Regions from separate parts of the Homo sapiens genome. Here all the other regions are linked to region 1. The links are chromatin loops, found by intact Hi-C in ENCODE. Cell type or tissue: heart right ventricle. All regions are shown on one strand.

Evidence for each region. A loop is a pair of places that touch in the nucleus more often than their neighbours do. Peaks named below come from ENCODE experiments on the same cell type or tissue, not always from the same donor. Only the 100,000 strongest peaks of a DNase experiment are listed, where the experiment ranks them.
Region 2: it touches region 1 in a loop (4-fold over the local background); 86 of 110 quality-filtered maps call a loop at or near these places.
Region 3: a loop joins it to region 1, with 4 times the contacts of the local background. A loop is called at or near these places in 76 of 110 quality-filtered maps.
Region 4: a loop joins it to region 1, with 2.4 times the contacts of the local background. A loop is called at or near these places in 96 of 110 quality-filtered maps.
Region 5: it touches region 1 in a loop (3-fold over the local background); 37 of 110 quality-filtered maps call a loop at or near these places.

The regions. Positions count from the first base shown.
Region 1 is chr22:24,420,839-24,425,838 of GRCh38, reverse strand. The region is part of intron 18 of SPECC1L-ADORA2A (SPECC1L-ADORA2A readthrough (NMD candidate)); the gene reads right to left. It also overlaps a transcript of ADORA2A not described here. Among named protein-coding and RNA genes, the nearest start is that of ADORA2A, 4.3 kb to the left of the region's middle. RefSeq lists enhancers at 221-871, 872-1,523, 3,827-4,436 and silencers at 1,483-1,922, 1,933-2,252. In heart right ventricle, CTCF peaks have their summits at 1,997 (motif pointing left) and 4,273 (motif pointing left); a DNase peak (open chromatin) is centred at 1,939; H3K4me3 peaks cover 2,485 bases; H3K27ac peaks cover 3,404 bases.
Region 2 is chr22:24,500,470-24,505,469 of GRCh38, reverse strand. It overlaps UPB1 (beta-ureidopropionase 1), which reads right to left. Exons shown (of 10, transcript NM_016327.3): 3 at 3,257-3,344. Among named protein-coding and RNA genes, the nearest start is that of UPB1, 7.6 kb to the right of the region's middle. RefSeq lists an enhancer at 1,814-2,083. In heart right ventricle, a CTCF peak has its summit at 2,164 (motif pointing right); a DNase peak (open chromatin) is centred at 2,149.
Region 3 is chr22:24,523,355-24,528,354 of GRCh38, reverse strand. UPB1 (beta-ureidopropionase 1) reads right to left here. Exons shown (of 10, transcript NM_016327.3): 9 at 4,582-4,736; 10 at 1-2,644. The coding sequence ends at 2,561. Among named protein-coding and RNA genes, the nearest start is that of GUCD1, 29 kb to the left of the region's middle. RefSeq lists an enhancer at 2,437-2,616. In heart right ventricle, a CTCF peak has its summit at 2,721 (motif pointing right); a DNase peak (open chromatin) is centred at 2,734; H3K27ac peaks cover 1,293 bases.
Region 4 is chr22:24,515,214-24,520,213 of GRCh38, reverse strand. UPB1 (beta-ureidopropionase 1) reads right to left here. Exons shown (of 10, transcript NM_016327.3): 6 at 4,844-5,000. Among named protein-coding and RNA genes, the nearest start is that of UPB1, 22 kb to the right of the region's middle. In heart right ventricle, no CTCF peak of the experiment used is centred here; no DNase peak of the experiment used is centred here; H3K27ac peaks cover 475 bases.
Region 5 is chr22:24,482,933-24,487,932 of GRCh38, reverse strand. All of the region lies in intron 1 of ADORA2A-AS1 (ADORA2A antisense RNA 1), which reads left to right. Among named protein-coding and RNA genes, the nearest start is that of ADORA2A-AS1, 9.6 kb to the left of the region's middle. In heart right ventricle, a CTCF peak has its summit at 2,105; no DNase peak of the experiment used is centred here.

The sequences.
Region 1 (5,000 bases):
CGGGACAGCAACCTGCTCAGCGAGTGGGTCGAGGAGGCAAGACCAGAACCCAGACGAGAGCACTGAAATCTCCAGCACATCGCGTTGCCCATGAGGCAGTCATTGCCATTGATTGCCCTCCTCCATCGCGACGCAGGGCATATTTGGGGATCTGTAATTCACAGACTGATATGGGAAGAAGCCCAGCACAGCTCTCAGACCAGCCAGGTCAGCCTTGGCCTAAGGCCCGCCTCTGGCCAGAGGTGACTGGGCTGCCCCTGGCTTCCTGAGGCAAGGAGCAGGAAAGCTCACAGCTCAGCCAGCTCAGCACTGGGGAAACAGGGGACACGGATGGAGGGGTAGTGGCTGGGATTTGCCTGAGAAACTCTAGGACTAGGGAGAGGCTGGGAGACCCCAAAAAGCAAGCGCAGAACAAGGAGGGACTGACACCGTGGCCGTGGACCAGCCTGTGAGGCGCCCCTGCCATGGATCTGCCGGGATGTTGGGCGGGGGGGGGGGGGGTGCTGCCCACAGGGCCCGGCCTTCCCAGCCCCACCCAAGGCCTCCAGGAACGGCCAAAGCAGGGCCAGTGAGGAAGCCCCGACCCCGCAACAGCTTCCCAGGCCCGCGGTGCTCCACAGAACCCTCCACCATGGTCCCCAGGGCTGGGGCACCCTGGGGCAGCCCTGGCGCGTCATGGAGTATCGGCAGGGTGCCCCGCCGGGGAACCCAGGGGGAGCCGGCAGCAGAGGCAGGGTGGAGGCGGCCTGAGCACCTGGCAATAGGGGAGAAGGCCCTGTGTGTGGCAGAGCCCAAGAGAGGAGGTGCTTCAGGATGGCGACGGAGGGCTGGCTTGACCTGCGGCTCACCCTCCAACAAGGGCCACAAACACCTGCGCGTCTTTGCAGGGCCCCGACTCCCCCAGCCTAGGACCCAGCCCTGGGTCTCCCTCTTCCTCCCATGGTACAGTCGGGGCAACTAAAGTCTGAGTGCGGGACACAGGGACCTCAGCTCTGCCGGCCCGCGGCCTCCTCCTCAAGCCCTTGGGCCGCCTTGCGCCAAATCCCTCGAGAGCCGCCACCATTCCCGCCATTCCTACCTCCGCTCCGGGCAGCCAGACAGACGGCCGGGGCCAGTCCGAGGCGCGCACCCACCCCCATCCGTCCCCCGTCGTCTCCTGGGTCCCCCAAACCCAGTTCCCGCCACCACTGTCCACGGAAGACGCCAGCGCTCGGCCCAGCGTTCCTGATTCCCCCTTTCTCGGCGCGTCCCGGGCGCTCGGGTATCTCTGCCCGCGCCTCACCTTCCCGGGGAACCGGTCTCCGCCCGGCTCCTCCACCTGGGGAATCTCCCTCGCCCCGGGGCCCGGCCCGCCACCCCTCAGGAAGCGCCTCTGCGCCCCCGGTCCATCCCTGCTGGAGGAGCTCGCGAAGGTTCATGCGAGCGCGCGGGGCCGGTCTGCGGCGCATGGACGGACGGACGGACTGACGGACGGACGCTCCCCGCCCGCTACCTGCGGCTCCGCACCCCGCGCCGCGCCGGCCGCCGCACTTGCCTTCCCTCCCCGCCTACCCCTGCGCGCCTTCCGGTGCAGTTTGGGACAGCTCGGAGGGTCCCGCACGCGGCGCCGCAACTGCGCCTGGGACGTGACTGTGCCTGGGCCCTTCACAGGCAGTGCCGGCAGCCGCCGCGGGGCAGGACTCGGACCCCGCGCCGGGGAACTGGTCTCGGGGCGGCGGGAAAGGAACCCTGAGGGGAGCAGAACCCCAGCCTCCCAGTCCTCCCGGCCCCGCACCCCCGACGGCCCCACGCCGCCCGGCCACCAGCCCCGGACCCCCGGCACCCCGCACCCCGGACCCGGCACCCAGGACCCCGCACGCCAGACCTAGCACCCCGGCTGACCTGCCGCTCGCACGCCGGCTCCCGCTGTCTCGGCGGCCGCTGGGTCTCCGGCTCCGGCCGCGCCGCTCACGGGCGCCCCCTGCAGGCAGCTTTGAGACCCGCGCTGCCCCCGCCCCGCCCCGCTGCGCGGAGAAACCGAGGCCGGAGGGGGACCCGAGGCATCGGCCCGCGAGGCCCGCAGGCGATCCTGGAAGGACGATCCCGCAGGTGTCCCTGTCAGGACGAGGCCGCGACGGGCCTGGACCGCGCCACATCCCCCGCCTGCGGCCCCCCAGCGCGCTCCTCCCGGGCTCGCATCCGTCCCGCCGCTTCCTCAGCGCCACACTCACCTCCCTTCCAGGAGTCCTCGGGCCTGGGAGTCCCCTTCCCCGCCCCTTGGAGCGCTCCGGGCCCCACCCCCACACTCCCTCTTTTCTTTTTTTGAGACGGACTCTTGGTCTTTCGCCCAGGCTGGAGTGCAGTGGCGCGATCTCGGCTCACTGCAACCTCCACCTCCCGGGTTCAAGCGATTCTCCTGCCTCAGCCTCCCGAGTAGCTGGGATTACAGGCGCCCGCCACCACGCCCGGCTAACTTTTGTATTTTTTAGTAGAGACGGTGTTTCACCATGTTGGTCAGGCTGGTCTCGAACTCCTGACCTCGTGATCCGCCCGCCTCGGCCTCCCAAAGTGCTGGGATTACAGGCGTGAACCACCGGGCCCAGCCTCCCTCTTTTTTAAGAAGCCCCCATTGCCGGCCGGGCGCGGTGGCTCACGCCTGTAATCCCAGCACTTTGGGAGGCGGAGGTGGGCGGACCACGAGGTCAGGAGATTGAGACCATCCTGGCTAACAAGGTAAAACCCTGTCTCTACTAAAAAAGTACAAAATTTAGCCGGGCGTGGTGGCATGCGCCTGTAGTCCCAGCTACTCGGGAGGCTGAGGCAGGAGAATCGCTTGAACCCGGGAGGCGGAGGTTGCAGTGAGCTGAGATCACGCCACTGCACTGCAGCCTGGGGGACAGAGCTAGACTCTGTCTCAAACAAACAAATAAATAAAAAAGAAGTCCTCACTGCTGCCTCTGCCACTATGGTCCTGTGGAACTCTGCTGTTCCTTATCAGAGTTGGGCTGGATCCATGCCCCTGTGTCACCCGTTCCCCAGTGTCCAGCTGTGCCCAATGCCTGCTCCTCAGATCTTTCCATGGCTCCCCAGGTCCTGAGGGATAAAGGCCAGCCTCCTGAACACGGCGTTCAAGGCCCTGCCTGACCCTTAGCTCCCCCACCTTTAGCCCTGCCCTTCCTTAGCCTGGCCCAGGTGCTGGTCTTGGCAACAGCTGTTATCTCAGTTCAAAGATGTGTCCCCAATTTCCAATGCCCCCTCTGCCTCTCCCCATCCCAGACTCTGGGCCAGAGACCCTCTTGTTCTTCCAGCTCCTGGTGCCCAGTGTGGCCTTGATCCTCCCCTACTTCCCTGAACAAGGAGGCAGGGAGTCCTGTCTGCACCACAGACTAACTGGGAATTTTAGAGCCTGAGGCTGGGAATTCCCCCCCCATCCCCCCGCCCCACTCGCCTATTTTCTGGAGACTTCCAACTGGGAACAACTTCATGTCCAGCCCTCCAAGCTGTCCAAGGGGACCCGCCTTCTACCCTTGCATCTGGAGGGATGTGGACTAATCCCAACTGTTCACGACAGGACAGGCTATGTCAGACAGCCGGGGCATTGGTGGCCAAAGGCTTTTGGGAATCCTTGCATTCTAGAACCTCTGGGGACCAGTGGGGTCCTGGCTAGAGGCCCAGGGTGGAGGGGCTTGCCCAGGGCCAGGCTGGACCCTAAGGCTGAAGGCAGAATGGGGGCATGACCTCTATCACAGCAGCTACCACTCACTGCAGGGAGGAGAGGGTGGGTGGGAAATGGGCACACAGGCACCTGGCCAGTGTGTTAGGAGAAGCATGGGGCCCATGGCAGTGACCATTGCTTACCCAGATGCAGCCTTGAGCATCTGGCAGCCTCCCTGGCTTATTCCTGGGATCGAAGCCTGGGCCCCCGTTCCCATTCAACTAGCCCGGCTCTCCTGGTCCTTGTGTTCCCTAATGTCCAAGGTGGAGGAGGAAACCCTGGGATGTGTGGGGACCTAGACAGCTTGAGTTAAACTCCGAAGGGCGAGACCCACATGAGACTCTTGGGGCGCTGTCCCCAGGTCTTTCCAAGGAGACCTGGCCCTGGTGCCCCCCTCTCTGTCATCCTGGCCTTTGCTGACCCTCTATTCAAAGGAGCTCGCCTTCTCCCATGGCCCTGGCTTTCCTCAGTGGAGGAGCTCCCCCTCCAGGTGGGGACACCGCCCTGGGACCAGCGGCAGGGGCTTCCCTGCAGACCTTCCAGGACCCATATCCTCACCTGTAAAATGAGTATCTTGTGTCTGCCCTGCCCCCTCCTGGAGGTTAAGTCAAACCACAAGGTAGGGGTGAGGGATGCTGACGGCCATGGGGCCCTCCCTTGGCCCCATCCTTGGCCCCCCCATCCTTGCTTCTGGGGCTCTCCACGAGGTAAAACCTCTCCTCTAGTGGGGACAAACCCCTCCCGCCCACACCTGCTGGACCCAGATTCATTCAAGCCCTTACTCAGCAAACATGCACGGAGCGTCCTGAGTCTTCCTGAGGGGCTCAGGGGGCTCACGAGGCAGAAACCAGCCCTCAGCCGATTCTGAGGGTCTGTCTCGTCCCCCAGTGTGGACCCCAATGACTCCTCTGCCATTCCCATCCTGGGGCCCGCAACCTTCCTGCGTGGACCTTCCCATGCATGGTCTAGCCATGTGCACCCCAGTCCCACAGCAGGAGGGTTGCAGCCGCAACGTCCTCACGCAGGGAGTGATGGCTTTGTTCCAAAGCTGGTCCTCAGGGTCACAGTGCCAAAGCCCTTAACATTCACCTCTAGGGCTCAAGGGGCAGTTCCTCCATTCCTCAGCAGTGGCGCCGGTGGAACTGTGTCCTGAGGCCAGGGGGTGGTCAGGCAGGGCCTGGAGTGGCTCCAGCCCCAGAGCCAGCTCCACAGTCCCCACAGCCACCCATGAGGAGCCAGTGCCAAGGAGGCTGTGATGGGCCGGCTCAGGCCAGGCCCCCACCCTTCCCCTACTGGGCTCCTCCCT
Region 2 (5,000 bases), 80 kb before region 1:
CTGGGGACTCTGACCAGCCTGAAAAGAATGACCCAGAGATACTAACACTGGGATTACCTGGGAATTACCACTAAATCAGATCACCCTATAATGGAGCTCAGTGGGTGAGCCCCTACTACAAACTCAGAGCTCACAGATTTTTAATCCCCAATTCTTAAAATATGAGCAATCAAACAAAGCGTCCAACTTGGAATAAGGACTCTTGGAATAAGAGAGAAAACAAAATTTACTTAATATTAGTATCCTTAGAGGTAAGAGAAGATATCGCAACCATGATGCAAGAACAGGATGTAATACAACAGGGACTTTCAGACCAAAAGAACACTAGTAAATTCAAAATTTGACAGCAGAAATGAAAGGTTGAATAGGAGGGCTGACTGACAAATCAGATCAAATCCACCAGAAAATTGAGCAAAAAGACAAAGTGGTGACTGGGCCCTGTGGCTCACGCCTATAGTTGCAGCATTTTGGGAGTCCAAGGTGGGAGAATTGCTTGGGCCCAGGAATTTGAGACCTGCCTGGGCAACACAGATCTCATCTTTACAAAAAAAAAAAAAAAAAAAAATTCAAGAAAATTAGCCAGGTGTGGTGGTATGCATCTATGGTCCCAGCTACTCAGGAGGCTGGGGCGGGAGGATTGCTTGATCCTGGGAGGTCAAGGCTGCAGTGAGCTGTGATTGTGCCACTGCACTACAGCCTCAGTGACAGAGTAAGACCACGTATCAAAAAAAAAAAAAAAAAAAAAAGGAGGAAATACATAACAAAATTAGGGAACTAGTCCAGGGTTCCAACATCCTAATAGTAGGACTGTCTAGAAAGAGAAAAAAAGAGGGGAAAATAATGAATGAAATAATGCAAGAACATTTCCTAGAGCTTCAGAACCCAAGTTTCTAGACTAAAAGAACCCACTGAGTGCCTAGAGTGGATTAAAATAGATATACACAATGGAATATCATTATGAAATTGTAGAGTACTGGTGAAAAAGAGAAACTCCTACAGTCTTCCAGAGAAAAACAAGTCATAGACAATGGGTCACAAATTAAAATGGCTGTGGACTACTCAACAATGCCCAAAAAACTAGAAGACAATGGAACAATGTGTTCAAACTTCTGAAGGAAAATGATTTCTAACCTAAAATTTGATGCTCAACCAAACTATCAAGAAAATTGTAGAAGGAACATATTTTCAGATGGGCAAGGCCTCAAAAAGTTTACCTCTGATGTGTTCTTCCTCAGGGAACTACTTGTTCTGAGAGTCCCTAGCTAAATGGGGGCTCCAGTACCAGAGCGGTTGGCAACCCAGCACTAACAGGAAATGAAGGGAGCTGGATGTGGTCTCTACAGTGTGCCTTTCACAGGATACATCTTGTACATGGTGGACAGCCTAATGCCTGTCTGTCCAACCCGTGACCAGGGGGTCCCTCATACGTGAAACTTGTTTATACTGGCACATGCTGTGTGGCAGCTCTTGCCTGACCTGTCCCTGCCTGACTACCACTCTGGCCCTAGGAGCCCAACTTTGTGTTTCCACCGGTATCCCAAGGAAAACCCAGCCTGGGGCAGCCCCTGGTTCTTCTCATGGAAGGTGCAAATTCAACACACAATCGCAATAGGAAACAAGTTTAAAGATTTTTTTACTTACAGATCCTGGGCAAGGAGAGTGCCATGAGTCAGGAGGGCAGTCCTCTGTCCCCAGGTCAGATGAGGGAGAAATGAAGAGTCAGAGAGAGTATGGGGCAACTAGCAGTACACATAATGACTAAGATGTGGTCACCTTAAGTTAATGGCCAAATGCCTGGATGGTCCATTTAAAGGAAGCAGCAGGAAAGTGGGCAGCCCAGTCTGCTGGTGGGAGAGAGGCCTCTTAAGTTCTTACCTCTGGCCACTTGGCTTGAGCCATCTCGGTGTGGTGTAGATCTGGAAACTGTGTCCAGCGTGACCGAGCCCTGCCGCTGGTATGAGAGAGTTAAACTTGTATTCAACATGGATGCCGAGGCAACATAAATCTATAAGGATCCACTACACCACTCCACTAAAATAAGGGTATAAACCAAGAAAGAGGAAGCTGTGGGAACAGAGAAACACAAGAGCAAGGCAAAGGGATTCCCCAGGGTGATGATGAGGGGGGATCCCAGGACAATAACTGTGTGGCCAGCAGAGGGGGCACCTGATTCAGACCACAGCAGTCACAAGGCTCTGGGGCAGATTCCTTGGAGGAGATGAAACTGATAGACTGTTTGATGCGTCTAAAACACATTAAGGGAGATTTAGGAATTGATAGAAAGTTTGGGGTTGAATGCGTGGCAAGTAGAAAACAAAGCAAACTCTAGGGAAAACAGAAAATAATTCAGGAAAAGAAATCAAAGTTCAGCCTAGCAATATAGTGAGATCTCCATCTCTACAAACTTTTTTTTTTCAATTAGCTGGGCGTGATGGTGTGCACCTGTGGTCCCAGCTACTTGGGAGGCTGAGGTGGGAGGATTGCTTGGGCCTGGGATCAAGGCTGCAGTGAGCTGTGATTGTACTCTAAGCCTGGGTGACAGAGTAAGTCCTTGTCTTAAAAAAAAAGAAAAGGAATCAAAGTTGACAAAATGGGCTGGGGGGATAGAACAAGGACACATGTATGTCGAAGGGCCAGGAGGAGGCAAGAAAGGGCTAACACTGACATCTTCCATAGGGGGAAGTCAATAGGTGATGCAAAACTAAAAAATTAGGAAGTAGCAACACTAACAAAGGTAAATTCCAAAGGAACTAGCTCAGTGTTGATGCTGGGGATAATAGCTATTTTTTGGTAACAGACCTTGTACACCCATCTGACTCTAAACCATGAGCATGTAAAACTCTGATAAAAATAAAAACCACAAAGGTACATACTACCAGGATGTTTAGATGGGGGGGCTGGCTCTGGGCTGAGATCTGAAGGTAAAGAAGTCCTGGTCAGGAGGGCACAGGAGACCAGCTGGAGGGAATTACAAAAGCCAGAGGTGAGCTGCCAGGGGCTTGGACCAGGTGGTGGTAGAGAGATGGAGAGGAGCGAATGGATTCAGAACGATGTGGGAAAACTGAAGGAATCAGACAACAGCTCGGTGCGTAACAGCAGGGAGGCCGGGGTTCCTGGTGATGTGGACGGAGAACTTTCCATGGATGAGGAAACAAAGGAGATTCTTTAAAAGTCAGGCAGCAGACACTCTTGGCAACATGGAGAGAATACACAATTGTTTGAAGGCAGCAGAGAAAGCACCATAAAAAAGACTCACTCCATGCTTCCTGGAAACAGATGATGTTGACTCCACACATTGCAGCCACCTCTACGATAGCCTTTATGCGTCTATGAAGGGCAGAGACCTGAGAATTTAAAAAGGATTAGAATCCATTTAGTTCTATTGGTAAGGCAATTTTTAGGATCTCATCCTAATGCATATGGAAAAATCAATGCCCACCTGGGCAGGTATGAGGAGTAGGGTGGGGAGGTTCTATATTTGGTTATCTCCTGATGTCCAAAATCTGCATGAAAAGCTGGAGGTGCAGAGGCTCTGGGGTCAGACACTTGGACACTGCCTCAGTTTCCTCACCTGGTAATGGGGAGGCTGCCACCTGACCTGTGGGGTTGCTGAGAGGCAGGGATGAGGATGGTGCTGCTTCCGGTCCAGGGCCCACGTTCACACCCATCTCCCAGGTCAGCCACCCCCTTGGCCCGGGACTCCGCTCCCCACTCTCCTGCCTTCAGAGGCAAGCCTGGTTCCACACTTATCCTACTTATCCTGTGTGCATCTTATCATGGAATGCCTCGCCTCTCTGGCTCTTTTAAATCCCCGTGCTTTGGTGTGTGCTGTGCCCTGGGCCAGGAATGTACTTCCCTCCTCCCACCTAATCTTCCTGGAGGTGTTATCTATGTCACATGTCACCCCTCTGTGGGCCTCTGCAGGCTCTCACAGCTATGGGCCAAGTGTCAAGGTAACTCAGCATCCCCTGGCCTTCGGGAGCCATTGTGTGCCACTGCTTTGTGTGCCACTCTTCCTCTGCTGTCTGTCACTCCCAGGACCCCACAGGCTCCTTGGGGATAGGAAGAAAGCATCCTCATTGTCTGCTTGTCCTTGGCACAATGCCTGGCTCCCAGGAGACATTCAAAAGCGTTTGTTCAAAGACAGACCAAAGGAACCAGGCTGAAAACCCAGAGCGCACAAACTCTCCACAAGGCCTATAGTCTCCTCCTTTGAGAGGCTGTGCACCCCATGGCTTTGTGGATATTTGCTGACAGCATCAGCCCCGCAAACACACATTTGCTTGGTGTTAGCAAAACGCAAAGCATACTTCTAGGCCCTGTGCACGTGAAAAAAACATAGCTGGTCCTATGACTTGACAGTCTGGGATGATAGAGGGGACATATCCACAAAAAACAAATCCTGATACAAAAAGTGAGAGAACTGAGAACCAGACATCTGTGAATCCAACAAAAGCAAAGGAAGGACCAATGTGAATGATGATGCAGAACCAAACCTGGAATCCAAGAGGCCTTAGGTTTCTCCAGAATCCCTAAGAATCCTCAAACACGCCGTATCCTGAGGAAACCTGTGCAGGAAAATCCCTGAAAGTTTGAGCAGCTGGAGGAATGCTGTGGAGAAGTGTATAAAGCAAACCACCTGCGCCTGTGACAACATGTTTCTTTAGGGAGATACAAGATGCTGTCACCTTTATTTACTAACTCTGAGGTCATAAGCGAATGCCTATCTATTCCCGTAATCCTGTAGGCACCACAACTGACAGACTTCTGGGTATAGCGAGTCCCCGCCCTGAGGATTAAGGCAGAAGAACACACGGACAGACGGTCCCAACCAGCGTGTGCTGGCTGGCCGCCTCCTGGCAGGCAGCTGAGAGGCAGCGTCCCGTGGAGAGCACGAGCAGGCCAAAAGGGCACCCTCCCGGTTGGTAAATGGAGCTTCAGATCAATAGCTGGAGAGAAGTGGAAAGATCAGTGAGGAGGAGGGAGAGACAGAATAAGAA
Region 3 (5,000 bases), 100 kb before region 1:
GGGATGAGTTAAACCTTGAAATGACCTTGGCTGTACAGGGCCTGCATACTCTAAGATGGGCCTGACTGTTCTGTTTCCAGGCAATGAGAGTTGCAGATAATCAAAGAGTTGTGGTCCATTTATTCATGCCTGTTTCACAAATGTACCAATTTGTCACCTAAGCTGGCTTCTGTATTAGGTTGATTACACCCTCTAGAAACCAAAAACACTAAGGTGTTTTGTTTTGTTTTGTTTTTTGAGACGGAGTCTCACTCTGTCGCCAAGCTGGAGTGCAGTGGTGTGATCTCGGCTCACTGCAACCTCCGCCTCCCGGGTTCAAGTGATTCTCCTCCCTCAGCCTGCTGAGTACCTGGGACTACAGGCGTGCGCCACCATACCCAGCTAATTTTTGTATTTTTAGTAGAGATGGGGTTTCACCATGTTGGCCAGGATGGTTTCCATCTCTTGACCTTGTGATCTGCCCGCCTTGGCTGACACTAAATTTTGAAAGCTAAAGGAACAGGCAAAAAAGCTCACTGTGTCTGTAGGACTGGAATTTTTTTTTTTTTTTTTTAAAGGTGCAAGAAGGGCCATTAGGTAAAGTGAAAACCTGCAGCACAGAGAGTTCAAGGAAGTTACCGCAGAGCTGTGGCCAGGCAGCTCCATCAGGGTTTCTCATCCTTGGTGGCTGTCCAGGAGTACCCTAGCCCTGACATGGAGGTTTCCATATAGTTCAGCTGCTGGGCCAGTGAAGGGATGAAGCTGCCTTCTCTGGCTGCCTTCTCTGATTGGGAACAATAAGCGGGGAATTACAGAATCTCAACCCCACCTCCAACCCGATACTCTGGTTAACTGCTATTTGAGACTTGGCAGGTTGGGCTCTTGCCGTGTTGTTCAGGGACAGGGCTAAATAGGCGCTGCACTGATAACTGCCAAGGGGCTCCCTGGCCCATCTAGTCTGTCTCTTACCAGTGTCTTGACATAAAGCAGGAATATGGTCCCCACCCCTTTTTTTTTTTGGAGATAGGCTCTCACTCTGTTGTCCAGGCTGGAGCACAGTGGCGTGATCTCAGCTCACTGCAGCCTTTGCCTCCCAGATTCAAGCAATTCTCATACCTCAGCCTGCTGAGTAGCTGGGATTATAGGCATGCGCCACCATGCCCAGCTAATTTTTGTATTTTTAGTAGAGACGGGGTTTCGCCGTGTTGGCCAGGCTGGTCTTGAACTCCTGACCTCAAGTGATCCACCTGCCTTGGCTTCCCAAAGTGCTGGGATCACAGGCATAAGCCACCCCACCACACCTGGCCCAGTCCCATTTTACAGATGTAAAAACCAAGGTGTAGAGAAGTGAGTAATCTGATGTGTAAAATGGAGCTCAACCACATTAGCAGAACTAGCAGAATTAGTAGGTGATGGATAGAGATATAAAAGGATTTAGTGCAACAAATTACCTTCTATGATGATGGAATCTGGTCAGGCAAGTCTGATATCCACAGGACAAGCCATCAGAAAGGGCAGGCTGGAACTCTGGGCACAAACTGATGGCTGATGGCTAGTCTCGCACATAAATAACTATTGCTGCACCATGCCATGGACTACCAACTACCCTCTTTACCCTGACTCTATGGAAATAGAGTCATTGATGCCTTTAAGTTCAATCAAACTAGGGAAGAATTCTAAAAAAATCCAGAACCAATGCAGAAAACTCATCTTTAAGATTCTATTTTTCTAGAACCACTTTTGGCACCAAAATCTGTATCAGTCAGATTCAACTAGAGAAGCAGAACCAGTAGGGGATATATTGAGATTTATTGCAAGGAATTGACTTCAGTGATTGTAGGAGCTGGCTAGTCATGTCTAAACTCTGTGAGGCAGGCTATCAGAAGGGCAGACTGTCAGGAACTCTCGCCAAGCACTGGGCTGCTGTCCTCAGGCAGAATTTCTTCCTCAGGGAAACCCTTAGCTCTGTTCTTTAGGCCTTCTGACTAATCAGGTCAGGCTGACCCAGATTATCTGAGATAATCTCACTTACTTAGTCAATTGGGAATGGACTTCTGTCACATCTACAAAATACCTTCACAGAAATACCTAGATTAGTGTCTGATTGAATTACTGGTGACTGTGGCCTAGCTAAGCTGACACATCCAAAGACCATCCGACCCACCACAGCCTTGCTGTAGGCTCAGGGTCTCTGGATCAGCCCTCACCCTCTTCCCACTGGTGTACGGGATGGACAGCATCATCTGCCTAACCTCAAATCCACCTGCACAAGCAGTACCTGGGCATTTTTTTTTTTAGTTGAGGTAAAATTTACATAACAAACATTCTGAAGTATACAAATTCAGTGGCATTTAGTACATTCACCTCTACCTAGTCCCCAAACATTTCCAATACCCCAGAAGTAAGCAGCCCCTTACCCATTAAGAAGTCACTCCCCATGCCACTCTCCCCCTGCCTGGGAATTTTAAAACCAACCTGGACAATGTTATTGGGGAGAACCTGGACATGTTAAGCCTGCCACACTTGCTAATCCACTGGGGCAGAGGTGTCTTCCTCACCCCAAGGCAGGCACTGAAGCCGGCTACTCTTTCACGATGGTGGGGCTGTAGTTGGACTTGACAGCTTCGGCGAGCTCCCGTGCGTACATCTCATACCTGCCCGTCATCTGAAAGCAAAACACAGATGTACTTTAGAGGTTCTGGTTTTATAAATCCCCATCACTTACACGCCACCACCTCTTGCCACTGGAGGGCAGTCATGGGGCAGGAACGCATCAGGAAGGCTCGTTGACAGTGACCTCTTGGCACTGATTCTAGTACTGTGGCAAAGTTCACAGATGCTACAATGACTCATACAGCCCAGCATTGGCTGCTGTGACCCCTTCGACCTGTCTATCCAGAAAGTGTGGTCTGCTGAGGCAGGATGGAGAAGGGGAGTCCCGTGGTCCTGTTGCTCCCCAGAAGAGCATCCTACAGCCCAGAGAGGAGTGACCTGCTCCAGGTCACTAGCCAGTTGTAGAAAAGGCTGGGATTTGAACCAGGGGCTCCTGGATGGGCCTGGAGTTCTGTCTACTCCATGTGGCATCTCATCGTGGATACAGAGGCTGGTGGAGTTGGAAAGCCCACCCACAGTGCTCACACCCAGCACACCCTCCCTCCCTCCCTCCTTTCCCAAGGTGGATTACTCCCAAAAGCCTTGACAGGAGCTCAGGCCCATTACCAAAGTTGGGAAGGCTTCTGCTTCTAAGAAGTGTCTAATGAGAAAACATTTGGTTTACTGCTCCTGGGATACTTATTAAAAAGAGTTGGCCAGCATTCTTGGCTCCCTTCTGATTTGGGTGGAATCCTACATTCATCCTAGTTGCCCAGGAAGAGGAGAGAGAGGTCAGGAGACTCTCTCATGCCCAATACCTTGTTTGTCTGACAAGGATCCGAGACTGAGGAACCCATGCTCAGAAAACAGGATCAAGGCCAAAAGCCCATGTCTGGGTGGATTAGAGGCCCTGGTGGTCTTTTAGTCACACCGGGCAAAGTCAGTTATAACAATGGACATTTGCATATACAATTTGCTTATAAAAGGTTGCTGAGGCAGGGCACAGTGGCTTATGTCTATAATCCTGGTATTTTGGGAGCCCGAGGTGCGAGGATTGCTTGAAGCCAGGAGTTCAAGACCAGCCTGGGCAACATAGTGAGACTCGGTCTCTATAAAAAATTTTAAAAATTAGCTGGGTGTGGTGGTGGTGCACGCCTATAGTCCCAGTTACTCGGGAGGCTGAGGTGGGAGGATGGCTTGAGCCCAGGAGGTCAAGGCTGCCATGATCTATGGCTGTGCCATTGGTCCAGCCTAGATGACAGAGCCAAGACCTTGTCTCCATGCCCCCTACTCCACCAAAAAAGAAAAAGGGGTGCTGAGTTGGTGGAAATACTTTCGGACACTAATACAGCAAACTCTGAAGCTGTGAGCCTTTCTAGGGTGGAGTCCCATCCCAGGAGGGCAGACATCTCCATTCCTCTGACTCCTGACATCACAGGGCATTAGGTGTCAAAGCCAGCATGGGACCTTCGAGTTAAGCCCCGTATTTTACAACTGGGAGTACTAAGGCTTGGGAGCACAAGGGGCTTAATTAAGGTGACCAAGGAAGGAAGGCTGTGGCAGAGCCAGGCCTAGATTCCATTTCTCTGCATGACCCATTTCCTGCTATCGTCAAGGCCTAGACTGCAGGGACTGGCCACAAGCAGAACCAGACATGCATATTTATCTTGTGATAAGTGCAAATGCCTGGAAAGGAAAAAGGATTAGAGGAGCCAATCCATTCTATTCTCTGGACAAATGAAATTGAGATTAATTTGTCTGAAGGCACCCAGAATCTAAATCAGATGAGAGGAGAATTTATTGCAGCCTGCTGCTTGTACATTGTTTGACCCAACTGTTCCTCCCGGGAGCCAGCAAGGAGGCAGAGATTCAGCCCTCAGCTCACACAGAGCCCTCAGGTGGGAGCTGGTACCTCATGCTGCCATGGGCAACCCCGCAACAGCAGTTCCTGAGAGCAGGATGAGGGCCAAAGCAGAGGAGCAGGCAACAACAGGGGTCCTGGGGACCTACCTTGAAGTTCCAGACATCATTCACCTGCTGGCAGAGGTTTAGGTCGAGCTTAGCAACTAGCAGTCCATCCCGGCTACGGGACAGCCCAGGAGTCCGGCTGCTGTCAGGGGCTGCCACATAGCTCGAGCCATAAAAGTAGCCAAAGTCCTGGTGAGCTTTAAAGGAACAAAGAAACACATCTGTGAGCTTGTGTAGATGCACTGTGGGCTCCACAGAGGGTCAGGCACCTTGAGGCAGGCCCAGGACACGGAGTCCATGCCATCCTCCCCAGTGTCTGCCAAATGCTGAGGCCCAAAAGGCCTGTCTCTCATCTCAGGCCTGAAGGCCCAGCAAATTGCTGCAAATGGCCCCCTTATGCTGCTTCCCTTTGCCCCTGGGGAAATGTCTAAATGTCACCCTTCTGAGAGGTGTCACTTCTA
Region 4 (5,000 bases), 94 kb before region 1:
GGTCACACCCCAAACCTGCAACCAGGCCAGCCTGTCCTCAGCACCTTGCCCTGGCCTGAACAGCCTTTGGGAAGGGCCTGCTGCAGGCATAAGCCACGTGGCTGTGCTCTGTCAGAAGAATTAGCAGCCCTGGATCAAATCCTCATCCTGAGCCTCAGTTTCCTTTTCTGAAATGTCCTCAAAAGAAGACTATGAAGACTGAATGACCATGCAGGTGAAGATCCAAGTGGTAGGAGTTCCATAACCACCACTTCCCACCTCCATCCCTTCTCCTGGAACCCACCTGCTGGGCTGGGCAGAACCTCTCCTGGTGAATGCCAGAAGGGAGCCGGGGGCCTGGTGGGCTTGTGCAGGGCCTGTGAGGGCTGAGCACAGGCTGTACCTGCCCTACCCTAACTCTCCTACTCTGCTATGCTGCCTTGCAAGGCAATCTCCAAAGCGGGTGATTTCAGGGCCAGTAAACAAGAAAGGAACTTAGGTAATAGGATAAGGGGTCAGATTCGGCAGCAGGGTCACCTCCTCCAAGCTGGGCCATTTCCCAGTGACTTCCCATTTCCCTCTTCTGAACCTTGAGTCTCTAAGTAAAGGCTCCCTGGTTCTCTTACTGGCCAGTGGGCTAGTGGCCCAGGAGGGAGGCACCCCATGTGCTTGGCTGAGCTGTGGGCCTTCCTCACTTCAGCACCTGCAAAGGGAGAATGCGATGGGAGACACGGCCCCAACCAGAGACCCTGTCCTTCTCTGGCCCGCCAACTAAGATATGACATGGAATCTAGTGGGCCTTCTTGTCACTAATTATCTTTTGTCTGAGGAACATCTTTAAGACTGTGGATTGACAGGAGTAATGCCCACTTAGAAACACTGTGTGACTAGGATCAAAATGCCCCGGAATCTTCCTTCGTGTCAGCAGGCACCTGGTTTAAACCAGGGAGTAGGTGGAGGGGGTGGGTGCTTGTCATAAGCCTAATTCTCAGGAGGATTCATGAGTCTGAAAAAATAAAAAATCACAGGCTTGATTGAGGGGACTCATTTTGCTGCTTTTTTCCCCCAGCTGCTAAGCCAAGCTGACAAAACTTTTCAGAAATGATTTTTACAGAAACACACCAGTAAATGACATTTTCAGGAATTAAATAGACACTTGCAGGGCGATTGCCATAAACATCTTAGTTGCAATTCTCCAGGGAGGTGTTCTGCATAGGACCCAAACCCACAGCTGGAAATAAAATTTATGCTCTCAAAACCACCAGGGGAAAGGAAGCTGGGGTTAGTGAGAGCCCAGTGTGTGCAGGAATCATGACGTCTGATGGGGAGTGGGGACGTTTGCCATATTCCCAGCGCGGTGCACACACACCCCTAAAAATAATCGCAGTGGAAAGGCAAGATGCAGCAAGAGGATAGGATGGTGACTTGCCAATGAATGTACACAGGTGGTAGAAATCTTTGGTCACCCAAGCTGTAAGGGACACATCCTTGGATTATGAGGATAACCTAATCAAAAGCATTCAGACACTACTATGTACTTAGAACTGTGGGACTCAAAAATGAATGAGGACACCCTGCTGACCCATGTGTGTGCATGCACATGTGTATGTCTGTCTCTAATACAGGCGGCAGAAGGTGCCAGAAAAGGGGATGGATGGTTCTGGATGCTGTGATCCAATGCTGGTGGGGATTTGCCCAGCATTATGCTGAAAAACACTATCAATTCCATCATTCATCATTTTAAGAAAACAAGCCAGGATCCTACCATCTTAATAAACCACCTGTTGCCTTTTATCCACACTCCATGACTATCCTCATCCATAGGCAAACTTTTTTTTCCTTTTTTTTCCAAGAGTTCTGACCACAGCCTGAACACGTCTTTTTCTTGCTCACAGGCTTTCATCACTTTGCATTACCTTCATCATGACTCTTTATAGTGGCTGTACAATAACCTGTGGAAGAGGTGGGCTGTAATGTGCTTAGCTCAGACACTTCCCCCGCTGTCAGCTTTTCCCTTATTGTAAGTAAGCTGTTGTGAGCACCTTCACATGCATTGCCTTTCCCTGTTTTTTTTTTCTGTCTTGTTCTGTCACCCAGGCTGGAGCGCAGTGGTGCAATATCAGCTCACTGCAACCTCCACCTGCTAGGTTCAAGCGATTCTCCTGCCTCAGCCTCCCAAGTAGCTGGGACTACAGGTGCCTGCCACCATGCCCGGCTAATTTTTGTATTTTTAGTAGAGATGAGGTTTCACCATGTTGGCCAGGATGGTCTCAAACTCCTGACCTCAAGTGATCCGCCAGCCTTGGCCTCCCAAAGGGCTGGGATTACAAATGTGAGCTACTGTGCCTGGCCTTCCCTCCTCTTTTAGATTGTTTCTTCAGGCTACAGTTCTAGGAGCATCATTATCAGGCCAAAGGGCATGAGCATTTTAGGAGCTCATGAAACATACTGCTTTCCAAAAGACCTGTTAGTTTTTACTGCCAGCCTCACCACACCCTGGAAAGCCAAGGGTTGGATGATTCTTGGCTGAGGAAAGAAAAATCAATCATTTTTAATAAGCCTAATAGGCTGCTGAGGACATAGCAATTATATGCATATTACACTGGGGTGCTTCTGTTTGCCTAACTGGAGCCAATAAAAGCCTGAGATAGGAGGGTCAGGGAGGGCCTCTGCACACACAAGGCGAGGAGCCATCTGAGTCCACAGCCACAACTTTGTCTGCCCTGGCCCAGAAGCCAGATGCCCTAGTGCTTCGGGTTCCTCTAGGGACCCCAGTGGGAAGATGGAGCTTGCCAAGTGTCTTACCCAGAGCCAGCAGAGGGGGCTGCTTTAGGGGGTGGCCCCAAAGTTCTGCCCAGGCCTGGTAGCTGGATGACCAGTAAAAACCCTACTGACAACCACCAATGAATGCTATCACTGGTGATCTGACCACCATGAGACTCCAGTATGTTCTCTGAGGGGAGATGGAGGCCTGATATTCCCCTTCTACCCAACAGTACCCCTCCTGGACATGGACCAGACCTCCAGGTACATGGGCAGGGTGGTAGACCTGAGGTAACAGAGGAGGGGTTGCATTCTGGCTCCAGAAGGAACCTGCTATGTAAATAAATGTTGAATGGGGAGGGGATATTACTCTTGAGAAAGGGGCACTGTATGAAAAGAAAAGGTAAATGTCACACCCTGACGTTTAGAAGAAATTCAACTGAAATTTGGCCGGGGGCAGTGGCTCACGCTTGTAATCCCAGCACTTTGGGAGGCCAAGGTGGGTGGATCACAAGGTCAGGAGATCGAGACCATCCTGGCTAAGACGGTGAAACCCCATCTCTACGAAAAATACAAAAAATTAGCCAGGTATGGTGGCGGGCGCCTGCAGTCCCAGCTACTTGGGAGGCTGAGGCAGGAGAATGGCGTGAACCCAGGAGGCGGAGCTTGCAGTGAGCCAAGATTGCGCCACTGCGCTCCAGCCTGGGTGACAGAGCAAGACTCCGTCTCAAAGAAAAAAAAAAAAGAAGAAATTCAACTGAAATTTAGTCAAGAATGAGGACAAGAGAGACAAGTGCAGGCTGACAGAGACTAAAGCTGCACACCCACCAGAACTCCCCCTGCTCCCCACCCATGGCAGGACAGGGCACACCCCTGTCCTGCTGGGGACACTGGCAGCCAAGACCACAGAAAGTGAAAGCCAGCACCTCCTGCTGCAGGAATCCTGCTTGGAAAGAAGTGAGTTGGGGAGAAAAGTATTTGCACATAAATTCCTAGAGTTCTGTTACTTGTAGTGATGCAAAACTGGAAACCACCCAAATGCTCAGCCTTTGTGGAAGAGAGAGGCAGCAGCAGCAGAGTCATGCAGTCAGATCAGCTCGCTGGATGCCCCTCCTAAATGAGGGGCCCCAGGGGTGGGGTACTGCCCAGTTCTCGGGCTTCCGGGGCCACCCTCCCCTCATCCCCCAGCCCTGCCTTGACAAGGGCAGTTCTATCTGTTTAGGGGTGAGGCTAACACCGAAACACTTGTTATGTGTTATAAAAATAAAACCCTTCTCTGGTTAAAGACAAGTTTCCTCGACTGATCTCCAACTCCCTCATTTGCAGCTTCTCTTGTCCAGATGTCTGTCCTGCCTGTGCAGGATGCTGCAGATGTGAGGACTAGGAATCCACAGTTCCCCATCCAAGAGCCAATGCTGGCTAGGCACCTACTATGCTCCAAGGACTTAGATGTGGGGGTTCTTTTTTGTTTTTTCGTTTTGTTTTGTTTTATTTTTTGAGATGGAGTCTCGCTCTATCACCAGGCTGGAGTGCAGTGGTGCCATCTTGGCTCACTGCAACCTCCGCCTCCCAAGTTCAAGTGATTCTCCTGCCTCAGCCTCCCGAGTAGCTGGGACTACAGGCACACACCACCACGCCTGGCTGATTTTTGTATTTTTAGTAGAGACAGGGTTTCACCACGTTGGCTAGGCTGGTCTCAAACTCCTGACCTCAAGTGATCCACCTGCTTCGGCCTCCCAAAGTGCTGGGATTACAGGTGTGAGCCACCGAGCTCAGCCCAATGTGGGGCTTTTTGAAGCCCCCTGCTGACTACAGGGAAAGGGGGGAATTATTTTCATCTCAGTGTTCAGAATCACAGCAGAGGTTGGTGTTTTACTGTAGAGCAGCTCTTGCTGCGGGTGGGGGATTGCTCATTGCCATCTTGAGGATTCTTTTCACTGAAAAGCTGGTCACATGTACAACATGCAATCCTGGGGGCTCAGCTCTGTTAACATCCTGGTGGCTGCGCCTGCCTGCTGCCACCTTGGAGCTCCACAGCCCAGCCTTGGGCTTTAGCTGGCTGGGCCCCAGGAAGCCCCCCAGACCCCACCAACTGAGTGACCTGAGTGCTCCTATCGTGGCCGAGGGGTTGAAGATGATCTCAGCCCCGTTGATGCTGTACATAAGCCAGTTGAGGGGGTGGTGCCGCCCGTAGCAAATGTTCACCGCGATCCTTCCGAACTGCGTCTGGAACACGGGGTGGCCCAGGTTTCCCTCCA
Region 5 (5,000 bases), 62 kb before region 1:
CTAGAACACAAGTGGTCTAAATCCTCAAGTGGCTCTAACAATGGTAGATATTGGGGGAGCTGCTTCATATAGCACAAATCTGTTTACTGGGAAGTCGCTGGTTCAGCATCTCATGGTTCATCCCTCTCTGATTAGCTTCCTGGCCCATATTCCCTTGGATTAGGAGTTTGGTGGGATCCTTAGCCATAACATTCTTGAGTTGCAGAGAATGTGTATCTCAGATCCCATTTTCAGAAATGTCCTTGCTGTAGATAACAGACAGTTACCTACTTGTATCTTGAGAAATAGTAGTGTAAGAGAAAGAAGATTGGTCTGAATACTGGTTAGAATATAAATATGTTCTAATCCTGGTTTTACTATTAGGTAACTGAAACTTTAGGTGCATTATTTGATACCTCTTCCTAATCTTCAAAGATATTAGACTAATTCTCATAGATTCTATGATTTTATGATTAACGGAGTATGAGATCCTTTTTAAAATCCAGATGGCAAGGGCAAGCAGAGCAGATGTTGCCTGACACTTACAGGAGAACGCCCTGGATAAGAGTGCCTTAATCACACGGACTGGGTCTCACTTGTGTGGGAATACCATGGGTCCCATAAGGACTGAACTGGACTAGAAATGAGAACACCCTGGATATGAGTGCCTTAATCACATGGGGTGGGTCTCACTTGTGTTGGAATACCATGGGTACAATAAGGACTGAACTGAACTAGAAATGAGGATAATGATACCTTCCCCACTTTCTTGAAGGAATGGAATAAGCTAAGTTGAAATATCTTTGAAAATCTATATAGCATTATCTCTATAGATGCTATTTTTAATCAAGGAGAAGGTGTTTAGATATAATTCTTCCATGGCAAATTATAAATATACCATCTTTAATGTACTGGATACTTATCTTTGCGTTGTTTTTTTCAGTGGTGATAATGGCTTTGCATTGAATCATTTATAGTCTTTCCACCAGTTCTTCTCGGGATAAATAGCATACATTTGAAAGATCGGTAATTTTGAGAAGGCTGCATGAGACCATGAAACAAAGCAAAGCTGACTAGCCTAAGCTGAACTCCAGTCCATGACTCATCACTAGTTTGTCTAATCATTTAGGATAGCAAACTAAGCATAGGCTTATGTATGACAGGAATGCAAAATCCCAGGTTGAATTTTTGGGCCCCAAATTTCATGAAGTATCAATGTGATAAATCTTTCTCTTTACCACTTCCTCCCCGCTAAAACAATTGCAGAAGTATGCATTGGGCCTAGCAGCAGTACGTGTGGCTGAATTAGGGGTATTGAGTTGACTAGAAGCTCAATGTGAGTCAACAGTGTGTGTGGCTGCCAAAAAAAGCTGATATAATCTTAGGTTGCATTATGAGAAGTATAGTGTGCAGAACACAAGGAAGATGACTATCTCATTCTGTTCTGTGCTGACCAGAGCACACCTGAAATTAATCTAGCTCTGGGATAGCTACACGACATATAGATCATCTTGAATATGCAGAAAAGAGAGATCTAACAGCAACAACAACAACAAAATGTTAAAGGCACTTGGAACATATATTTAGCAAAACAAGGCAAACAAACTCAGGAAGGATATTGTCACTTCATTCAGATTTCTGAAGGGGCCACATATAAGAGGTTTTTATTTGTTCCACATGTCCCTAAGGAGAGGAGCTGGAGTCAATGGATAGAAACTAAGGGAGGAGGCCAGGCGTGCTAGCTCACGCCTGTAATCCCAGCACTTTGGGAGGCCGAGGCGGGTAGATCATGAGGTCAGGAGTTCAAGACCAACCTGGCCAACATGGTGAAACCCCGTCACTACTAAAAATACAAAAATTAGCTGGGCATGTTGGCATGTGCCTGTAATCCCAGCTACTTGGGAGGCTGAGGCGGGAGAATTGCTTGAGCCAGGACCCGGGAGGCAGAGGTAGCAGTGAGTAGCAGTGGGCTGAGATCGTGCCACTGCACTCCAGCCTGGGCTACAGAGCAAGACTCTGTCTCAAGAAACTTAGGGAGGATATTTCAGGCCAATACAGTTATTTTCATTGGGTGATATAAAAAAAAATGAAATAGGCAGTCTCTGCAAGTGATGAGTTCTCATTCAGGGTGTTCAGGTACGGTCCAGATGACCACTTGGTGGGAGTGTTGTAGAAGATAGTCAGTCATCAGATGGGTAGTTGAATTACAGTCTGTGATTTCTGTATATTGCTGTAATATGAACCAAGAAAACCTTAGGGATGTCAAATCCAAAGAACCATAAATAAGCCAAAGAACGATACAAGACAGCCTGGTATTTGATGAAGTAAAAGTCAGTAACTGTGAGTTTACTGAAGAGCCAGATGATGGGAAGATTTTATTATTAACTTTTTTAAAAGTATGTTTGGTTGGATTTGGTTTAAAGGAAACACTTTATTGCAAGAGTATTTGGACCCTAGTTTCTGGAACCTAATGGTGAAAAGAGTTCTGGTCCCAGAATCTGGGGATGAAACAACTACCTCATGGTTGCAAAGAGCAATTTCAAATTGGAAGTGGTTGTATCTGGAGAATCGTAAGGGGACAAAAATCGATGGGGGTTAAGAGGTCAAATAGGTACACAGCCCGGGGCGAAACAAGTGTGTAGAAAGAATTATGTATTTGTTAAGTTAGGCCAAACAGACTTATGTTCTATACTTCACCATCTGCAGATAATTGGCATCTTAAAATACTTTATACTGAAGCTAAGTAGATTGTGTACTCTGAGAAGCTATAAGGTATACTAATGATTCATTGTGGAGGGCTTACAGTATTGTAATAACTTACCAGGTTCTCTGCCCCAGCAACAAACTCAACCACTGGCAAGTTCAGCCCCACCTTAAACACTAGACTAGTTCTGCCCTCACTCCTAGAATCTGAGTCCTACTTCAGATCTCAACCTTGCTTGCTGCTAGCCCTGCCTGAATTAATGTCCCAAATCTAATAACTAGTTTAGGGCATTAAACCTTTTTGTGGCTGGGCATGGTGATTCACACCTGTAATTCCAGCACTTTGGGAGGCCAAAGTGGGAGGATCTCTTGAGCCCAGGAGTTTGAGACCAGCCTGGGCAACATAATGAGACCCCATCTTTAAAAAAAAAAATCAGCTGGACATCATGACATGTGCCTATAGTCCCAGCTACCTGGGGGGCTAAGGTGGGAGGATAACTTGAGCTCAGGAGGTAGAGGCTGCAGTGAGCCGTGATTGTGCCACTGCACTCCAGCCTGGGTGACAGAGTGAGAACCTGTCTCAAAAAAACAAAACAAAACAAAAAAAACCCTTTTGTGCTCTAATCTTGAATCTCTTGTTTCCTTAAACTCAAGTCTCTTTCTGATATCTCAGTGCACAGCCCCCTTTTAAACTTAGCATTGCCAAAGACTTGAATCTGGAATCTGAATTTTGTGTCCTGCTACCTCTTTTCTGTGAGTTGTTTTTTGGTTTGTTTGTTTTGAAATGGGTTCTTGCTGTGTTACCCAAGCTGGTCTCAAACGCTGGGACTCTAGCTGTTCTCCCACCTCAGCCTCCCGAGTAGCTGGGACTACAGGAGCACACCACTGTGACTGGCATATCCTGCTACATCTTGCCAGACTAACATAGACTATTTCCTAGACTGCCATTGCCAAATCCCAGAGCCCCAGAGCCCCACCTTTGTGCCTGTGTGAGTGCAACAGTTACAGCCTTCAGTTCTAAGAATCAGGAATTCCTTCATCATCCGAATCCTCTCTTACAGTCTCATGTTTCTCTCTGATCCCAGTGAGTTGGTCTGACCACACATTCTGCACCTAGGGAGCCAAACTGATACTGGCCTGTGTTGGAGCAACACACTGACGACCCTTTTCTATACTCAGCCTCTGCAGTCACTAGCCAAAAAGAGCTTCTTGCCGGACTTCCAGGCCATGCATCTGGGCAGCACAGCCCCACTATGTACTTGTCCTGTCCAGACTCTGGAAAGAGTTAGTTTCAGTAGTCCATGGCAAGCTGCACAGTTTGTCTTACAGATGGCTTACAACCATTCAACATTTATTCTCTTAATTGCTTAGATGTGTTTTGTTTTGTTTTTGTTTTTGTTTTTGTTTTGAGACGGAGTCTCACTCTTGTCGCCTAGGCGGGAGTGCAGTGGCGCGATCTCGGCTCACTGCAACCTCCGCCTCCCGGGTTCCAGCAATTCTCCTGCCTCAGCCTCCCAAGTAGCTGGGATTACAGGCATGTGCCACCACACCCAGTAATTTCCATTTTTTTAGTAGAGACAGGGTTTCACTATGTTTGCCAGGCTGGTCTTGAGCTCCTGATCTCAAATGATTTGCCCGCCTTGGTCTCCCAAAGTGCGTAAACCACTGTGCCCAGCCCATTGCCTAGTTTTGTAAACAAATATTAAACGAACCAGACATTGGGGTCAAACATGAATAAGTCATATGGTGCTTCTTCTCATAATTATGATAATAATACCTTCCATTTCTTGAGCACCTGCTATGTGCCGGGCACTGTGCCAGGCCTGTAAGTGACAGATTTTATAGGGGCTGGAAAGTGCATTGTGAGGGGTAGGAGGAAAAGCTGGATAGTTTGTGTTACATACATAAGGCTCCAAACACAGCACATGGTTAGTGCTTAATAAACAGTAGCTATGTTTACAATATTAGGTGATAACATTACCAAAAGTACCATGCAAGTCCAGAGGTGGGATAAACAGTAGCTATGTTTACAATAGTAAGTGATAACATTACCAAAAGTATCGTGCAGGTCCAGAGGTGGGATAAACAGTAGCTGTGTTTACAATAGTAGGTGATAACATTACCAAAAGTACCGTGCAGGTCCAGAGAGGTAGGAGAAAAAAAATATCTGAGAGGTATGGAGAAAAAAAATATCTGAGTTAGGAGAAAAAAAATACCTGAGCCAGAGGGATGTGTGGAAGGCACAGGAAGGTCAATCAAAAAGAAGGAAAAGCAAGACCACAAGCAGAAAAAGATAGCCATTGCAGAGTAGCTAGTCT